Linked DNA regions of Mus musculus: region 1 is linked to region 2. The links are chromatin contacts, found by POLR2A ChIA-PET in ENCODE. All regions are on one chromosome and are shown on one strand. Each heading gives the region's core, a stretch centred on a gene start or an enhancer-like site at or near the end of the contact. The rest is flanking DNA. Distances are from core to core; before and after follow the strand shown.

Region 1 (6,664 bases), core at 1,569-4,068, 83 kb before region 2:
TTTGTCCTCAGTCAACTCATGCTATGAATACTCTCCCACAGGGATGAAGCTGGCACCAAACCTGTTCTCTATGAGTGATGCCTCACAGCCTGGCCCTGACTTGCAAGGATGCCCAGCAGGGCACTGACCCAGTCAAAGGCACACAAGCAGCGACACCCAGGAGTGTGTTCCCACGACAGTCTAGCATGTAACTCAGAACCAAGAGTACTTAATAGTCCTGCCTGAAAACACCTGTATTTTACGATCTTTCCCAAACTAAGGAGTTTAATAAACGTGAATATTCTTTTAGGTGTTTCAGTGTGATTAGTATAACTGGCGGTGAAGCAACTGGAAGCTGGAATGCTTATCCTCAATCACAAAGAAAAGAAGCTGGGTACCAAAATTCTTTATTTGAAGAAATGGTACAAATTAAAGAACTTAAGCAGATGTTTTGGTGCAACTTATAGAAAAGATGAAGGCAGCCTGACATGCATGCACTGCCTCAGTGACCAGTAAAGTCACGTGGCTTTGGGGAAGTCAGCTTAGCTCTCATCACCGTGTCCCAGGGTGTGCTTGTCAAAGAGATATTCTGCCATGCCAGCTTCAGGGGCACCCATCTTGCGTAAGTTGGTCACGTGGTCACCCAGTTCTTTAATGGATTTCACCTGTTCACTCAGATAATACGTCTCAATGAAGTCACATAACTAGGAAAGAGAACATGGGACAAAGTTACTGGTCAGCTCTCCCAAGTCCTGCGGCAAATCATCTCCTCCACTCATCCCACGTTTCCGATACTCACGTGGGGATCATTCTTGTCAGTAGCCAGTTTGTGCAGTTCCAGTAGTGACTGATTCACACTCTTTTCCAAGTGCAGTGCACACTCCATTGCATTCAGCCCGCTCTCCCAGTCATCACGGTCTGGTTTCTGAATGAAACATCGGGTCAAGTCATCTACCAATCAACCCAAGCCAGGAAACACCTCACACTGAGCCATCATGCTCTGGGCAAAGGATTGCCCTCAATTTCCTCTAAGCTTTCACCGCAGGATGCTCGACAACTGCCATTTGCCAACAACACAAGGACAGAAGCCTCAGTGCACCATCATTTCCTGAATAAAGTCTAACCGCTCATTTAGGGCACCCCTAGGATCTACTTACCTTTATATCCTGCAGGAAGATTCGGCCACCTCGCTGGTTCTGCAGCTTCATCAGTTTCTCGGCATGCTCCCTCTCCTCATGAGATTGGTGGAGAAAGTATTTGGCAAAGTTCTTCAGAGCCACATCATCTCGGTCAAAATAACAAGACTGAAAGTGGAAAGGGTACATGTTACTGATCTCCACTGCAAGGCACCGCAATGGCTGTATGCAAAGGCTGTGAGCCATCCTACTCGGCCTTTTAAAAGTTCAGTAAGGATGGGAAGGCAAACCTTGGGACTTGGCTTTATCAAGTGTTCTACGGCTCGGTATTAGTGCAGAGAAAAAAATTTAAGCCAAGCCCAAATCTACTTGTCTAAGAGGTAGGGTGCTAGAGTATCCTGCATTGGGAGGCCATTTTTCTCCTCCTTCACCAATCATGTAAAAAGTAGCTAACACAAGGTCACAAGGCTTCCAGCTCTACAAACAACCACTGATTTATAAAATTAATGCATCATGCCCTGTTAACAATTGAGGGCATTGCATTTTAGCACAAATATATTAGGAGAAGCTTTGATTTTCAGTTTTAAGCACTCAGTGTATTCATATTCCAGGAATGACAGCCACAGAAGTTGGACCTGTTTCAAAGTCCAGGCCTTCCCCAAACCTGTTTTTCAGAAACTATTACATGGAAAACTTCCTTGTCCAGCAATTGATAGCAGGCTTTTCCCAACAAGTATGTACCTACCACTTGTTAGTAAGCCACACTCATGCAAAATAAGAAAAATACAGTAACATGATGCCTTGTAAATGCAAGGTCGGGGTGACACTGATAACTACAGAAGGGGAGATTCCTAGCGATAAGTTTCAATGCAAGTGAGGCTCTGTGATAAGCAGAGAGGTGGAGGCGGCTGCTTTGAAGGGGACAAGAGTAAGCTCACAAGAGATAAGCCTCTTTACACCAGGCCCCAAGGCTGCCACTCGACACCATGACCAAGCAGACCCGCCATACTCCAGGAGGAACTGGAGCAGGATGCATAACCAAACAGAGAAGCTTGTAGGCCACGTGATCGGAGGGGACGAGCGTGCAGAAAATGCACCTAACTGCAGGGTTGATTGGCCAGGCTGACAGTCGTACTGCCCTAAGGCTTCAAAAAAAAGTGGTGTAATGACATGCCTGATCTATGCAGGAGCCACAAGGTGCTATGTGCTCAGACTTGCCACGGCAGGGCTGCCTGCCTTAGGAAAGAACCCCGAACAAACTCCATTTTCCAGAAGGGCGCTGGAAGGCGGGGAAGCCCGCAGCAGGCCACGCCCCGACCCACCCTCCGCCGGCTCCCCAAGTGGCCCTGAGGAGGCCGCACTCACCATAGACAGATAGACGTAGGAGGCATACAACTCCAGGTTGATCTGGCGGTTGATGGCAGCCTCCGCGTCCTGGTGGTAGTTCTGGCGCACTTGCGAGGGAGACGCGGTGGTCATGGTGGCGGCGGGGCGAGGCGCGGTGGCGACGCTGGAGCGGCGGAACGACGAAGTTGCAAAGGGCTCAGGCTCGAAGCGGCCGGCGGGGGTCGGAGGGGTCGAGCACCGGGTTCCGTTCAAGCACTGTTGAAGCAGGAAACCGCGGCGACTCTGGGCGAGAACGTCTGGCGCAGGAGGGGACAGCGGGCCGCACTTATAGCGGGATCCTGCGTCAGGCGAGCGCTGGCCAATCAGCGCAGCGGGCCGCGCCGCCCCGCCTCTTCCTGTGGGCGTGTTGCCCAAACCCGCAGGGCGCGGGCGGGGAGGAGCCTGTGTGAGTGTGAGGCGACGCAAGGGGCTCTGAGCTTCTGCAAGAGCGGTGCCTGGCAACAAGCGCGCTGTTTCTGTGGCCCGGGGCGGGCGTAGTTGGATCTAGCCGTACTGCAGAGGCATCTGGGTCCCAGATGGGCACAGAGGGTACCGATGAGGATGATTTTCAATTCTCACAGGATATCCCTAAACTCTAGGCAAAGTGCGTGTTGTTAGTCGTGACATACACCAGACAGCGACTTCGTCTTACAAATAGGAAAATGGAAGCGTGGCGCTGTAAATGGCGAACGACATATAAGTTGGACTGGGAAAGAGCGGCTTTCCCTCCTTCAGAATCTGTGGAGAGAAGCTCAGAGGAGGAGTAGGGGAACTATTGGCGAGGAGGTTAGGGTCTACCCTGTTCTTCTGACTCAAGCAACCCCGGCTTTTTGCTAAGGCAAACATGGCTCTGAGAACAGTTGAAAAAACAAAGGCTAAGAAGGCGCATTTCTCCTTAGAGCAGGACAACAGCCGTCTGTCTATAGGGCAATCCTGGGGCCAAACCATTTAGGTTTCTGAGAAAGCCCCTGGTGATGCTTGAAATTAAGAGACGTCTCTGGATTAGAAAAGTAAAGAAGTGACCTACGTGTGTCTGTTTCAAAATGGTCTCCTTTATCTTTCTCAGTAACCTTTGGGTTTGTCCTTGGAGTGAAGTTGATGCTTGCAGAATGGCAGGTGACAGGTGCAGGAAACTGCAGAGGGACAAGCCAACTGTGTCTATCTTGTAGCTGTGGCCCAGCTTCAAAATGGGTGCGAATTCTTGGATAGCAAGCAGAACTAGAGATTAGCCACTGCGTCTTGCTAGGCCCTGCCATCCACATCCACTTGTGCTCAGCCTTGTCTAGTCTTTAACACAGGTGGAGAACCAGCAGATGCTGTTCATATTCTCAAAACTGGAAGTTGGACTTCGATTTTGTTGTTATTGTTTTGAAGCAAGATTGACAAAGTTACTGGATCAGTAACCCAGACTGGCCAGGGACTCTCTGTGTAAGCCAGGCTGGTTCGTCAGAGAGCTGGGATTATAACCCTCTTCCCCCCTTTTAAGGTACGTCTACTGAAATACATTACTAGTACTTAGTCTTTTAAAACTACACGTTATATATGTTCTTTTCAGGAAAGATTTCAGTGGTAATCTAGCTGCAGGATGCTTCTGGATAAATATCCTGGAGTCAGACTTCAGGACGATGGCCCTAGGAGACTGATGCTGAGCTAAAGTTGATGAACAAATTCCCTTTGGAAAGTGGAGGAGGGAGGTGGGGAAAGGAGTTCTAAGTAGAGGGAATAGCAAATGGGCAGGCATGGGAATGCTTCCCTTGTTCAAGGAACCTTAAGGAAAGTGTGTTTGTTGGCCCGAAAAACGAAGTGCATGTTGGGGAGAGCTGGAAAGAACATAGTCAGACTGGCGAGCCATAAAAAGTCATTAAACTTTACCCTGTAGGTAATATGGATATATCATATCCATTTGATTTTAGGAACATTACTGTAAATCAATACAAAACTGGTAGGAGTCCAGCCTAGTCATTGTCACATGTAGAATGCATGCAATTTTTTTCTAAGGGTAACCACCATCAGAAAAATATGATGGAAGACCAGCAAGAGGGTGATGGTAGTGAGCAAATATTTTCACTTACCTTAGCAGCAGAGACTCAAGTAGCAAGTAATAAGATCACCAATACCACGAAACAAAGCCAAGCAAGTATTGGGGAAAGGAGGTGCTATCTTCCTGAAGGGTCGGTCATCTTCCATACTACAAATGTCAGCTCTAACCCTGTAACTCAACAGAGTCAGAGATGTGAAAATACAGTGTCTCTTTGGCAGGTCGTGATTCTGAGGTTCATATGGAGCCAGTGGACTAGCTTGTAAACCCTGAAGAAAACAAAGGTCGGGAGGGAAGGTTGGCTGGAGATAGCTATCATATCATCAAATGTGGGATGCATATGCACAGATACATATATATTACAATAAAGTATGACTTTGGTACTGACAGGAAGATGAGAGAAAAATCAAAATACTCCCACCCACATATGTGTGGGAACTCGATATAAACTAAAGGCATGCATTTCAAATTAGGGAAGGAAGAATGGGTTTAGCCGATAATATCCACACAATTGTCATGTGGCTAAAATGAATAACTCCGTATTTAAAAATACCTCCCAGGTGAATTAAAAATACAACTCTTAAAGTTGAAATCTATACAGTTTTAAGAAGACTATAAAGATTATCCAAATTTGGAATAGGGAATATTCTTTTGAGTTTCAAAAGTTGGCAGGTTTGGCCACTTAAAAATTAAGGTGGCACATGCCTTTAAACCCAGCACTTGGGAGTCAGAGGCAGGCAAATTTCTGAGTTTGAGGCCAGCCTGATCTACAAAGTGAGTTCTAGGACAGCCAGGGCTATACAGAGAACCCCTGTCTCAACAAAACAAAACAAAACAAAAAAAACAAAAAAACCAAACAAAAAAAAAAAAAAAGAAAAGAAAAGGGTTTATATGGAAGATATTTTTAAACAAGGTTAACATAGAAACAATGTGTTGGGCTGCTGGTATGTGTTGCCCATAGCAAGGATGAAGATCAAGAGCCAGAAAGTTTATGCACAATTATATATTTTTTCAGTCTTGAGGATGAAACCTAGGGCGTGGGCATTCTAAGTAGGCTCTCTTCCATTGAGATACTTCTGTTTAGTTTAGTTCTTTCCTTTCTTTTTATTTAAAGATGGGATCTCACTGTGCTGTCTAGGCTAATCCTGAAAGCATATTCTCAAATGATCTAGTGCTCAGACTCCATTGTATCACTGTACCAGGCTATGTGATAGCCGCATTAATCACACCTTTTTATAGGGACTACTTGGTTGGCTTCCCTACTACTGTAGGTAGAAAGCTCTAGGTAGGAAGGTATTTCTAGCACACGCAGTCCATTGCAAGATGCTTGGTATTTGTTGCTTGAATAAGATGAATGCATTTTATGTGGAGTTTGGATTCGAGTGAAGCAAGAGGGCTGGGTACCAGTTGGGAGACAGCTGCCTTGCTTTTTTTAATGAGCATGGGAGAAAGAAAGCTGAAGAGAGATACGGAGAAAACAGGGCAGACAGGATGAGGTGAGTGGTTAAATATTGTGGGAGGTGGGGAGTGGGTACCAGGCCCCTCCAGTTTTCAGGCCTGGGTAGCTGGACTTGCCTCTGCTTTGCCTCTGCTTAGGTACCAGAGAATGCAGAGGAAACACAAGTTTGAGGGAAGGCTGTTGGGAAAGGTCAGCTTGTTTTGAACTGGATGTGTGGGTCTCTAAGACTGCCCAGTGAACAGAAACAATATAAAGTTAGATTCACTGAAAGGAAGTTGAGCTGCCACATTAAGTAGGTTTTGTTAATCAGTATTGGTTCCATGCTTGTTAAATACATCCCTAGCTGTAGTAAACAGCGGAGCAAACCAGGGGACAGCATGTCCTGTGGAAGGTCACTGAGGGAGGAGGGCTTGAAGGGAAATGGAAAGAATGCGAGTGAGTACCCTTGCTTGGGTCTAGTTCCCACCTTTTGGGAGTAGTGGGTGCCAAGCCACCAGTCCAGATTCTTCTGAAGATGTGGCCAGGTCTTTGGACCTTTGTTGACCATACTTCTGCCTCTCCAACCCCCATGTTGCCTCCACTCCTCGTGACTTTGAGGAGGGAGTTTGGCTGGCTGCCTGGAACAAGTTGAACAGCAGCCACCCAGGGCCAGGAGCCACAGAGCAA
Region 2 (6,576 bases), core at 467-2,966:
TACAGAATTTGGGTAATGGTCTTTACTCTCTTTTGGTGGTGTCTTAGTTAGGGTTTTATTGCTGTGAACAGACACCATGAGCAAGGCAAGTCTTATAAAAAGCAACATTTAATTGGGGCTGGCTTACAGGTTCAGTGGTTCAGTCCATTATCATCAAGGTGAGAGCACAGCAGCATCCAGGCAGGCATGGCACAGGCAGAGCTGAGCCTTCTATGTCTTCATCCAAAGGCTGCTAGTGGAAGATTGACTTCCAGGCACCAAGGGTGAGAGTGTTAAGTCCACACCCACAGTGACACACCTACTCCAACTAGGTCACACCTCCAAATGGCGCCACTCCCTAGACCAAGAATATACAAACCATTACAGGTGGGATCAACAAAACCCTACAATGGTGTCTGCCTGCAAGGTATGTTGGGGCAATAGTGGCACAAACCTGTGGCAGTAACCAACCAATATCTGATTTGACCTAAGGCCCACTCCACAAGATCGAATCCTGCTTGGGTGAACAACAATCTGAGACAAGATAGCTCAGGGACCTAGGGTTAAACTAAATACTACTGTTCTACTAAAGGAACATAGCAATAAAATGACTCCTAGTGATTGACATTCTGCTACACTCAGATCATTGCCTTGCTCAGCCATCATCAGAGAAGCTTCCTCCTGAAGCAGATAGGAACAAATACAGAGACTCACAGCCAGACAGAGTTTGCACAGCTCTGCATCAGGTTCTTGCATATATGTTATGGCTTCCAGTGCTTTTATGGAATTCCCGAGTGTTCGAACAAGTGGGTCTCTGGTCTTTGTGCCTTCTCTTGGGGCTTTTTTTCTTTGTTTCATCCAATTCAGATATGATAGGTTTTGTATTATCTTATGTTTTACATCTTAGTTTATTATTATCCCTTAGAAGTCTGTTTTGAAAGGGAGTGGATACAGATGGAAGGGGAGGTTAGAACTGGGAGGAGCAGAGGGAGGGGAACTGTATCAGGATATAGTATGTGAGTAAAGAAATCTATTTTCAATAAAAGGAAAAACAATTTAAAAATAAATAAAACCCCTCTGTTTAATCTGTCCAGGGACATTTGTAGTTTCGCCCACCTCTTGGCTACTGAGAATGATTCTATAAAGAAGGTGGAGGTGTTTTATTTTACAGGTGGTGGTGACACACCTTCAACTCAAGACTTTACCTTTATATGTGGCCAGAAAAATTCTCCGTTGTATGTGGCGTCCAATCTGGAGGGTACTTAGCAAACACTTCCGGGTGACAATCGGAGGTCTAAGGAAACATTCTGTAACTATATGCCTGACTGCTCTTGGAGGGAAGGCTCTGTGAGATTTGCAATGTGTTTCTTTTTACTACTGCAAAGTAGCAGAGCTGTCATTCCGAACGCAGAAGCATTCCGGACTTGAAACGAACCAAGCGGCTGGCTCGAAGATAAATAGGCATCCTCCCCAACCAAGCCTGCCTTCGCAGTGCACGCAGGGACTTGTAATTCGTCGCAACCACTTCCTCGCCGGGTAGATTGCCGCAGCTTCCGGAAGTTGGGGCGTGTTAAAAGCGTCAACGTTCTTCTCCCCGCCTCCTAGTCCCACAGATTGACAGCACTAACAGCCAGCAGATAAGCGGACTCGTGCGTCCTGTTACGTGATTGGTTTGGAGTTTTGTAACCGCCCAGACAAACTTAAGGGGAATTGGTTGAGCCACAATTTTGAAAATCGTAGATTCGCCCGCGCTCTTCGCCCGGTAGGTCCTCGCCTGCGGCGAGCTCGCGGTACTGGGAGTCCAGCCGGTCCGGCGTGGCGGGAAGCTTAATCTGCGGAAGCCGCGGACTGGAAAAGGAGTGGTCCGGGAAGACGCGGCGCCGCCGGGTGAGTGAGAACGGGCGTCGGGAGTCGCAGGGTCGCGGTGTTCGGCCACTGGTCCCGGCCTCTTCGCTTCCCAGGATGGGCCAGGGGAGTCACTTTCGCCTATGGGTTGCTTATGGGTGTGGGGATCACTTCCAATGGTTCTAGGCTTGGAGATGAACTTCGAGGCCCTGCACTTGAGTCCTGGGATCCGAGAATGGTCAGTCCTCTTCCCCGCACGCCGGGCCTAACACCTGTGCAGAGCCTGGGCTGCTCTGTAAACCCGGACTTGAGTCTTTTTATGGCAACGGCTGCTCAGCTTCGTCCCAGCTGAGCAGCATTTAAAAACTGACCCAGCTCCGGAGACCGCCCTGCTACTTATTTTGTCATCCCCGCAAGCGTAGGCTCTTGTCAGCGGCGCAGTTCCCTCCAGCTTCCTGCTGCCAAGCGTTGGGATTGTGTCATTCTGAGCTTGAAACTATTGTCCTGGAGGCCTGTGGCTAGTGGTTAAAAAACATTTTAAATCCAGGCTCCGCCCTCCGATTTTCTTGGTGACTTTGACCTAGATTTGTATGTGCATGGGTATCTTGGAGTATGTGGCAAAAAGGAATTGAGAGGTTTCTTGGCATGGAGTAGGACTCTTGAGTGGAAGAGCAGTTTTAGCGATCGATCTTCCTGCTTGGAGGGGTGTGTGTGGGGAGAAATGCTTAGTTCATTTCCTGCACCCCCAGAGGAGATGGCAATTGCTAATCTGCTGAATGGCACAGAAATAGTATTTGTGGAGAGGAAGTGACCTTCCTTCTCCCATGGTAGGGTTTGTTTATTTCGTGGACTGAAGGTGAAGTTACCCAGGAGTCTGATTCTTGTTACACCTCCTCCTTTCCTCAGAGTCACCTTTTCTAACTTTTCAGCGAGGGCTTGCTAGAAAGCACATTTCCCCATGGAAGAAGAAGTGTGGTATTGGACTTGGTGAAAGAAGCGCTCACTCCGATTGTAGCATGAGCAGACATTTTGTAAAATTTCCCATTTGTTACTTTCTTATAGCTCCTCTGCAAGTCTTTGGAGTCCTTGTGCAGTTTTCTCTTCTCTTTGCTGGCCTTGAACTGATGAGGCCTTGGACTTGGCTAGGGCTGTTTTCTGGTGCAGGGGGATAGGGAGACTCAGTGGAGAGGCCATGCTGATGAGTAGCTGGCTGCACAGTTAATGCTTTTTCCTAAAGGCTCAGTGCCCCTATCCATTCGGTTTTGCCCCAGTTAGTGCTGCCTTTGGCCGTTAGGTCAGGGTGTGTTTTGGCCTGTTCTAACATGTGCCTACTGAGTTGCTCACTGAGTGTCCCAGTGTGTGATGGTGAGACAACCTTTAGGATTAGTTGATGGATGAATGAATTCATTCCACAAGTGCCAGACTCTTTTGTTGCTGAGGAAGGCACAAGGCTTACCCTCAGAGAGCAGGTTAGTGGGTAGAGGCCAGCAGTAGGCAAACATAAACAATCACTCATTTGCTGTGCACATAGCTGGAATCTGTGTGTGAGATCTTGGCTTGGATTGGAGGTCTGATCCTCCTTAAGGAGCTGAAAGCTAAGTGAAGAAGCTGTACAAAACAGGAGACAGAGTTCCTAGAGGCCAGAACTTGTTTGAAGGGCAAAAGGGTAGTGTGCCTCATACATCAGGCTGAAGAACTTCAAGGAAGAACCTAGAGGCCACAGTATATGATGGCATTATGTTCCAAGAGGATCAGTAATATAGCCCTTTCTTCCCTGACCTTTTTCTGTAGCTGAGAGGCTGAAGTGTGTATGCATGCTTCTTGCTTTTGAAAGTGTAAGTCATGGTGGGAACTTCCTGTCCTTATATAAGGTGGGATCCGATATATTAGTGCTCATAGCTGCCACCCACTCTTGATCTTTCATGTGTTTACCACTTGGGGTACTGCTTATCGGGGGCCCTGATATGACAGTATCAGAATCCTCCCACTTAGTGTAGGACCTTTGTTAGGATTATATAGTCAGGTCGTACGGCAGATATCCAAGCTCCCAGCTTTTTAAGGCAGTGGGTAAACTGGCACTGCATTGTCTTTTGCCTGGTATTGACAGCCAGGTCTTCCTGAAAGCAGCACATTGCATGCGCACTCACTTCGCTCTCCCTCATCCATTCATAGGACATTTTGGCTTTAGGGAGGGTTTCAGAGGTCTCTTTGGAGAACATGGTTCTGGACCCCTCATTTCTTATGCATTCCTGTGGAATGTATAGCACATTTCCATCTACTGACTCCCCCCCCCCCGCCCCCAAATTAAAGACAGGGTCTCATGTAGTCTAGGTTGGCCTTAAACTTGCTATGTAGCTAGGCATAACCTTGAAATGATCCTCCTGAATTTCTCAAATGTTTGGGACCATAGAACGAACTATGCTCAGCTCTAGTGTCTATTTACTTGTTTACTTGTATAGTGTGTGTGTGTGTATATATATATATATATGAACATGTTGTGTGACAAAGCTTTACCTGGGGAGATGCAACACACACTCCGTTTACCCCTAGATAGGAACCCACAGTAGACCAAAGTATGGATACCCACCACCAAAGTCCAACTTTGTGAACCAGTGAAATGTTTTTTGTTACTTACAGTAGTATCAGTGAGGGGTTACAGGATGAAGGGCAAAGGTAGTATGCCCCACAAATCAGGCTGAAGAACGTCAGGGAAGACCCTAGAGGCTACGTGTATAAGGGCATTAAGTTTCAGGAGCAGAACTAACTTGTAGGAGCAGAACTGACTCAAAGACAGCTGCATCACTAAGGCCCACCCCAGCATTGGTAACAGCTCATAAAAACTGGGAAACTTGCAGCATAATGCACAGCCTGCAGCTAGCTTTAACAGGCTAGAGTGTCCTTTCTAAGTGACATTGACATAGTCAGTCTAAACCTCGTCCAAAAGCTTGGTTGGTTTCTGCTTCTTGCAGCTCAGCTTGTTTGAGAATCTTCTTTGCAACTGGGCTTGAGAGTCGTCTTTGCAGCTCAGCTCTGCTTGTCTGCGAGGGACTCTCAGTTTTTTTTTTTTTTTTTTTTTCCGCCCCACCCCGGACTCTCAGTTTTTATTTGCTGACTCTGGCTGGGAGGGGCCTAGTGAACTTCAGGGACTTCCTGAAGCTTTTTTGAGTTGTTGACTTTCCTGTTTAAGGAGCTTCCCTGTAGATGAAATGGTTCATTCTGGGAGGAAAGTGTTATACAAATGGGTAGTGTGGCATGGGTTGTGTAGAGGTCTGAGGACAACTTGAAGGAGTCATTTCTTCCCTACCATGTGGGTCTCAGATTGAACTCCGGTGATTAGGTGTGGTGGCAAGTGCCGTAAATCTGCTGAGTTGTCCTGCTCGTCATCCACTGTCATCTTAAAGAGGCAGTTGGACTTGGTGTCTTGATGACCTAGTGTCTGGGGTCAACACAGGATGGCTATGTCTTAGTTCCCATCTATGAGGAGTGGGAGGAGAGCCCACAAGAAGGTAAACGGGTCTGTACTTGGGTAAAGAGAGAGAGGATGACGGCATGGTGTTTCTCCTTGATTCAGGGAGGTAGTGCATGGTCATATGAAGTCCTTGAAAGAAGGTTTGTAAAGTTTATATCAGAATTGTTTAGGAAGGGTGGGCCTGTAAGGACAGTCATACTCTGTGTTTGTATTGGGTTGAGAGGGTGTCAAGAGATCGGGATTACTGTAACGTCATTTCTTTTTGTGAAGGTGAGACCATTGGGTTGGCGTTTGGAGCTGTACAAGTGGCTCTGTCCTAAGAGATGCATGGATTTAGGTACAGGGTATTCTGTGTGATTGTGGATCTGGCAGACTTTCCTTGGAGAAGGTCCTGGTTACCAGCCCTGAGTTCTTATGCTTTTTGTCTCTGCCTTCACCAGACAGTGCCACCATGGGGACCACAGCCCCAGGGCCTATTTGCCTTCTGGATCTATGTGACCAGAAACTCCTGGACTTTGTCTGCAATGTGGACAACAAGGACTTCATGTGGCTCAAGGAGATTGAGGAGGAGGCTGAGCGCATGTTTATCAGGTAAAGGCAGGGGCATGCTGGGGTGGGTGTCTCCATAGGTCAGGGTTCCTTCCTAAGTGCCTCATGTGCTGGGGCCAACCTGGTGCAGTGACCAGAAGAAGAGGAGACTGAGTCTTTTTCCTGGCTCACTGTGGTAAGCTGTGTCTGAGTGTATGGCCTGTGGTGTCTTGTCTTGGAACTTACTTCCCTGCTTTAAGTTCACGAGGAAGTTCTCTGAGGGCCCAGCTGCTGATTTCACAGAGCTTTGGAGAGCTTTTCTCTAGCCTGACTTGTCATTGCCGAGAATGGGGTGGAATGTAGTCTAATAAGAGAAGGGGCAGCCCAGTAGTTCCCAGGGAGCCTCATGTTCACCCTCCTTGTACTTACAGAGAATTCAGCAATGAGCCAGAGCTGATGCCCAAAACTCCTTCTCAGAAAAACCGTCGGAAGAAGAGGCGGGTGTCTAACATTCAGGATGAAAACAGAGATCCCGTGAGGAAAAGGTAGGAAAGGACTGGGAGGCTGTGCTGGAGGATGTCTGGAGCCTTGGAAGCTCCTCAATGTGCTGATAGGAGCAGCAGCTGGAGGCAATAGTGATTTGTGGCCCACGCTGACTCTGACAGTTGAGATGCCATGGGTAAAATGAACTGTTAACCCAGATGAGAGTACAGGTGTAGATTTCTGTGCATTGGTGCTGCGGGTGGAGGCAGGGA

Evidence for each region. ChIA-PET counts read pairs that join two places held with the same protein, here RNA polymerase II (POLR2A).
Region 1: POLR2A ChIA-PET joins it to region 2 with 67 read pairs in Patski. The contact joins the promoter of Fth1 here to the promoter of Incenp in region 2. POLR2A ChIA-PET finds 5 or more read pairs at or near these places in 4 of 5 experiments (Patski and embryonic stem cell).

What each region holds. Positions count from the first base shown.
Region 1 is chr19:9,978,800-9,985,463 of GRCm38, reverse strand. Fth1 (ferritin heavy polypeptide 1) reads right to left here and starts at 2,818. Exons shown (of 4, transcript NM_010239.2): 1 at 2,481-2,818; 2 at 1,137-1,283; 3 at 779-904; 4 at 353-683. The coding sequence starts at 2,594. The coding sequence ends at 522. Best1 (bestrophin 1) reads left to right here. Exons shown (of 12, transcript NM_011913.2): 12 at 42-292. The coding sequence ends at 78.
Region 2 is chr19:9,894,629-9,901,204 of GRCm38, reverse strand. It overlaps Incenp (inner centromere protein), which reads left to right and starts at 1,716. Exons shown (of 19, transcript NM_001369356.1): 1 at 1,716-1,866; 2 at 5,734-5,884; 3 at 6,253-6,366. The coding sequence starts at 5,745. It overlaps Gm50340 (predicted gene, 50340), which reads right to left and starts at 1,527. Exons shown (of 3, transcript NR_168101.1): 1 at 1,185-1,527; 2 at 128-337.